Linked DNA regions of Homo sapiens: region 1 is linked to region 2. Evidence: chromatin loops called from intact Hi-C (ENCODE). Cell type or tissue: GM12878. All regions are shown on one strand. Each heading gives the region's core, and the rest is flanking DNA. Links, peaks and the distances in the headings are about the cores only.

Evidence for each region. A loop is a pair of places that touch in the nucleus more often than their neighbours do. Peaks named below come from ENCODE experiments on the same cell type or tissue, not always from the same donor. Only the 100,000 strongest peaks of a DNase experiment are listed, where the experiment ranks them.
Region 1: it touches region 2 in a loop (4-fold over the local background); 20 of 110 quality-filtered maps call a loop at or near these places.

What each region holds. Positions count from the first base shown.
Region 1 is chr5:119,338,957-119,341,878 of GRCh38, forward strand. LOC102723444 (a long non-coding RNA gene) reads right to left here. Exons shown (of 5, transcript XR_007058912.1): 5 at 830-2,922. It also overlaps a transcript of TNFAIP8 not described here. Among named protein-coding and RNA genes, the nearest start is that of TNFAIP8, 16 kb to the right of the region's middle. RefSeq lists enhancers at 1,249-1,388, 1,539-1,668, 1,929-2,058, 2,119-2,168. In GM12878, for the core only: no CTCF peak of the experiment used is centred there; a DNase peak (open chromatin) is centred at 1,795; H3K4me3 peaks cover 2,474 bases; H3K27ac peaks cover 2,500 bases.
Region 2 is chr5:119,396,374-119,399,295 of GRCh38, forward strand. It overlaps TNFAIP8 (TNF alpha induced protein 8), which reads left to right. Exons shown (of 2, transcript NM_014350.4): 2 at 1-2,922. Among named protein-coding and RNA genes, the nearest start is that of TNFAIP8, 42 kb to the left of the region's middle. RefSeq lists enhancers at 1,148-1,197, 1,478-1,527. In GM12878, for the core only: no CTCF peak of the experiment used is centred there; a DNase peak (open chromatin) is centred at 1,498; H3K4me3 peaks cover 916 bases; H3K27ac peaks cover 2,344 bases.

The DNA of each region.
Region 1 (2,922 bases), core at 329-2,828, 57 kb before region 2:
GGATGTCTTGAGCCCAGGAATTTGAGGCTGCATTGAGCTATGATTGTGCTACTGCACTTCAGCCTGGAAATAGAGCAAGACTTTGTCTCTTAAAACAAAAAAAAAAGGCCCCATTTTCTGCCTTCTGTGATTGAGCTTCATCCTGAATTGGCGTCTCTGATGTTGATAAAATTCTACAGCAATTCTAGACTTCATATCCACCATACACTGTCCAGAAGGAGAGAGAGAACTGGCTTCTTGTAGTTGTGTCAGAGAAGCAAGTGACTTTTTCCAGAAGCCCCCAACACATTTCTGATGCCTCAGTGACCAGCTTATTGGCTATGGCATCTGCTGTGATGATTGGCTTAGGCTTGGGTTGCCTAAACTCGTCACTCTGTGGCAAGGGGGTATGGGATTTCTGTGATTTATTTAAAATGATCAGGATTGCTACCCAGGGAGAGAGAAATGGACATGCTGTTGGGTCAGCCACGATGTCTACTACACAGGTCTCCTCTTGTGGTGTTTTTTTTTTTTTTTTTTTTTTTAAACTGAGTTTCTCTAATTTGGTGACTGGCTATGGTATGTAGTAAATGGGGCCCTGTATATGGGATTGCCAACCCCTGATGACAAATGTCAGATGCTATCAGGGAGAGCAAGAACACAGATTTTGTGAACCACAGTAGCACTGCAGATCACAAAGGGATTCTCAGAGGTCGATAAAGCATCACCAAGGTACTAGAAGGTTTGGTAAGTTGAACAATGAGAATAAGAAGTAGAGCAAATTAATTATAGACAGCTCTTCAATCTATGGTAATTACATGCTCCGATAAAACACTGAAGTCCAATATAATTTGTATTTAAAAACTGTTTAATAAGGCCATATGTTTCTGCAAAGAATGGCCTTACATTTCATAACTATGACCTTAATCACCATATTTGATTAATTATTTTATCTATTTTAATGGAAATAAATGGGCTGTGGATAATGTAAAGCTTTGGAAGCTGCACACAAATAAATGAAATGGGGCAATCAGTCATAGAGAGTTTCATTTAGTTTTCTCTAGATGAGTGCTCCAGGAGGATGGCTGTCTAGAGCAGGGGAAGGGTCTGGGGCAACATTCAGAAGGCTGGTGAAAATGAAAGTCACAGTGACACAAGAAAACACCATCTTGTGGTAAGTCAGTTGGAGCAGAAGAGGTAGCCATTTATCTTTTAGATGAAATCTGTGGCTGGAGTATCGGATTCCAAACTCCACAGCGTTGTCCCTAGCCAGCCAATCTTCCCCACCACATGAAATGTGTGGAAATATACGCACAGGGGGCCAGCCAGAGCAGAGGAACCCTTTATTACCAGGGGGGCTTTCACCCAGACCCTAACAAGGAACTTGAGTGAGCTAGACTGCCCATGTGGGTCACAGAAATTCGATTCAGGAACATTGGGCTAGGCTGCAGAGGACCACTGTGCCCAAAGGCATGCCCTGCTCCCGGGAGGCTGGTTGCAGAAAGGAGCTCTGAGCTCCTGAGGCCACCATGGAGGTCCTGGAGATTTAATTCTATTAATAGTTCCTCTTAAGATACTCACCATATCAACTTGCTGGGCCTGTTTTCTCATTTGTGAACAAGTTTGAGGAATGGGGAGATTGAATAAGACAACCTCGAAACCTTCCTTTGAGCATTAGCTTTCCGATTCTTGGGTTCTGGGCAGGGTGTGGCAGGAAGTGTCATGGAGAGCTGAGGTGGGGGTAGGGGTGGGGACTTTGGTCCTCCATATCCGGACATATGAACAGACAGGTGATGGCACAGTTTCTGTGGTATGTGCTGCAGATGTCTTAAATAGCCACCAAGTGGCTGGACTGGCTGAGTGGCGGTTTGAATTGCACCAAGTTGAGTATTTTTAGTTGGATACCACAGATAGTGCATTTATGGCCTTAGTTCACCGAATAGAGGGGTCGTTTCCTTTGCCGAACCAGAATTGGATGTTGGCTGCCAGGCTTGTGTTCTGGGACATCCAGATGTCGGGGTATTGTGGGAGCGGTGCACATGAAGGAAGCTCAGTGACTCCTGGCAGGTACTTCTGTTATAAAGCGGTTTCAAAGCCGTAGACACCTTTTATTCAGGGCTGGTAAGCTTCACTGGTGTTTTTGGTCTCCTGCTTTTTTTTTTTTTTTTTTAAATCTGATTACAATGGTGTTGCACACTGTTGTGGTTTATCGTTTTTTAGTGATCCTGTTGCTCAATAACCCTCCAGTGCTCTGCTCTGAAACAGCACCAGAACTCCACCTAAGCGAGAGATTGCTTATTTGTTTTTAATGTTAGTCTATATAAGTCAATGGTCCCAAACTCAAATGTCCACAGGAACCAGGCAAGTAATATGAATGTGTAAATAGTGCTCTATGTGAACAATCTCAAGTCGTGAGACCTGTGGTAAATTTAGAAACAACAGGTCTCATCTAAAGGCATTGAAGTTCAGTTAAAAAACTTAAAACAAACAAAGAAACAAAAAACTACATGAGGTGGGTTCGGTCCCAAGGCTACCAGCTTACGATCCTTGGGCTATAAGCCATCTGACTTCAACTATCACTGCTGTGTTTGCTCAGTCTCAGAGGTACCGTATTTATGGATGTGAGCCTTTTATAGTTTCATTTATATACTTGATTTCAGCTTTTGCCTTAGATGAGAAGACTGGCTAACTCTGGGATAAGAGTGCCACCAAAATTTTCACCCACAGATTGGAAGCACATCAAAAGAAATCATATCTTCACGGAAGTCATTTTTTTTTGGTTCCTGGCCTTTAGGGGCTGAATCTGTTTAGAGAAGTAGAGATGGAAATCTCAATCAAAACAGTTCTGAGTATTTTACATCATTTAAAAAAATTTGCATCACTGAAGAGAAGGAACCCTAATCATTTGAAACTCTCACTTCTGCTTTGCAAGTTGTCTGCTGG
Region 2 (2,922 bases), core at 217-2,716:
TCAGTTTTCTGTCTCGTGGAACTTCACTTCTAGGTGCTCACAATGACTTTTAACGTTGACTTCTGAGGTGCAGTGAGCTGCTCCCCCACAGCTGTCCCTAGCAGTGGTGGGTTCAGAGCATGACAAGGCACTCAATGTGCATTCACCAAGAGAAGCAAGGAAGCAGCAGTTCAGTACTGTGCTCCCTAGAGTAGGCACGGCATCAGTTTCAAACTTCAACATTATTTTCCAGATTTGGAGGCTCAAAATATTTGAGCAAGTTAAGTTAAGAAATAGCCTTTTTCTGATTATTAGGCCTTTCATATACAACTCAAAATTAGTTTAAGAGTAAAGCATGGGGTGGGTGCGGTGGCTTATGCTTGTAAGCCCAGAACTTTGGGAGGCGGAGGTGGGAGGATCACTTGAGGTGAGGAGTTCGAGACCAGCCTGGCCAACGTGGTGAAACCCCACTGCTACTAAAAATACACAAGATTAGCCAGATGTGGTGGCAGGCACCTGTAATCCCAGCTACTTGGGAGGCTAAGGCAGGAGAATCGCTGGAACCTGGGAGGCAGAGGTTGCAGTGAGCTGAGATTGTACCACTGCACTGCAGCCTGGGCAACAAGAACGAAACCCCGTCTCAAAAAAAAAAAAAAAAAAAAAAAGCATGAGTTAAGAACTTTGATCGTACAGAAATATTGCGTTTTAAACTCTTATATAATAGTATGCCATTCACAATTATCTGGAAAGTTCTTTTTCTCCCACCATGTGAATACACACACACACACACACACACACACAATTTTTAAGCCCCCAAAGGCTTAAAATAGTACTTTTTGTGGTCTGTACCGGTCAGTTGGATTTTTACTAAGAATTTTAATTTATCCTTGAGATACTTGATGAGTGTATATAAGCAGTTGCAATTTAGCATACAAAACCTGACAAATGGTAAATAAAAGAATATGTTTATCCAAATGATGAAATATTTGTAGTAAAAAGTGCTATTCAATTGCCAGGAAATTAAAATACTCCAGTAAAATGAATTAAATTAGCATGTTAATAAGAGTGATAATATTTAAAAGTTTTAGTCAATCTTGCATTTCCATACTTGCATTATCTAAACTAGTTGAACTTTTCAGTGTTTTACTTGATATATTGCATTCTTGAGCATTAGGCTTCTAGGTGATTTGTTAAACTCATAGCAGGTTTTAGTACACAGTGCTGTTTATGACAGAAAAAATTTTATCCTACCTCTGAAATAATTGTACTTTCTGTGATTCAGATAAAAACTTTATAGAAACTCCCTAATGAAAATATTGAAGCATTAACCAGAAAATGAGTCAGCTTTTTGTTTCCAAAATGATGCAACAGGAAAACCTTTAACTACTTATAATCCCGTATAGTCACCATCACCACGAAGTATTGAAAATCTGTTTTCTCTTTTACTAAGTGTCTGCACGGTCACTTATGTATACCCAAAGCCAGAAAGATATTTTTATCTCAGGGAAATTCCAGAAATGGAAACATTTTTGTGTAATATTGATTCATTTCTGTCTCACCAAAGATGTGTTTTCCACGTAGCAAAGAACATCAGCCCCACGTTATAGGGAACAAGCGAGTCCCAAATCGTACCATCTGCTGAGCACTGAGAAAGGATATGGACAAGTCAGTCAGCATTCACAATTAAGAGAAAAACATCTGTGCTTTGGAAAATGTTCTTCAAGGATAGAGAATTGTGCCCTATGTCCACCAAATTTGCATGAGATCTTTATAAGATTAGACAGCCAGTGGATAAGGCCCCTTATCTTTCTTCATGGATGGCTGAGGAAATTCTCCGCCTTCCCTGACATCAGCTGCATAACTGTATTTCTGCCTCGTGGAAATAAAGTAGATGATCAGGCACTTGCGGTTTGTTCTTAATACAAGAAAGACAATTTGATTTTTAAAAGTTTTGATTTGTAGAATAATGTAAGACAATATGTTTCTTTCTACTTTGGTTTTTCCATTCAAAAGCTTACAGATGAATTCATTCGTTTAAAACTGCCAGGCTGAGTGCGGTGGCTCATGCCTGTAATCCCAACACTTCGGGAGACTGAGGTGGGCGGATCACCTGAGGTCCAGAGTTCAAGACCAGCCTGACCAACATGGTGAAACCCCATCTCTACTAAAAATACAAAATTAGCCGGGTGCAGTGCCACATGCCTGTAATCCCAGCTACTTGGGAGGCTGAGGCAGGAGAACCACTTGAACCCAGGAGGCAGAGGTTGCAGTGAGCCAAGATTACACCACTGCACTCCAGCCTGGGCAACAAGAGTGAGACTTTGTCTCAAAAAAAAAAAAAGAAACTCTGTCTCGAAGTAAATAAATAAATTTTTAAAAACCAACCTGATGTGAAGTTGAAACACAAGACGCGGAAATAAAAACTCAGAGTATAAATATCTATATTGTTACCATTATCTGGGATAATTGATGATTTATAAGAAGCTGAGGTTTCGTCTTCCTAGAAATGGACTTTTATTAGGCCAGCAAGAATGACCACTTAGCCATTTAAATGATTTGTCAGCATCTTTTGCTGCTCTCTTCTAAGACCATTGGTTTTCACTAAAGGATAAATACCTGCTAAGCAAATTATAAAATACTATAAGACATTTAATCTCCTGGAAGAGGACTTGCTGATAATTGGATCAAAGTTCCAGCATTATTGCTCTTTTCGAATCATATGGACTTAGTGTTCTCATGACCGAGGAGTCACATTTTTAGCTTGCTAAAATATTCACTGGAGAACATGGTGAAATCCACGAGTGGAAACGTTCCATGGTATTTTCAAACGCCACGTGTCAGGAATTTGGCATGCCTTCCTCTGGGAGAGGCACTGGAGTGTGGCCAGATGGAACCCAGCAGGGTACAGAGGGCATTTGTGGGAGCAGTTAGGAAACCAGGACG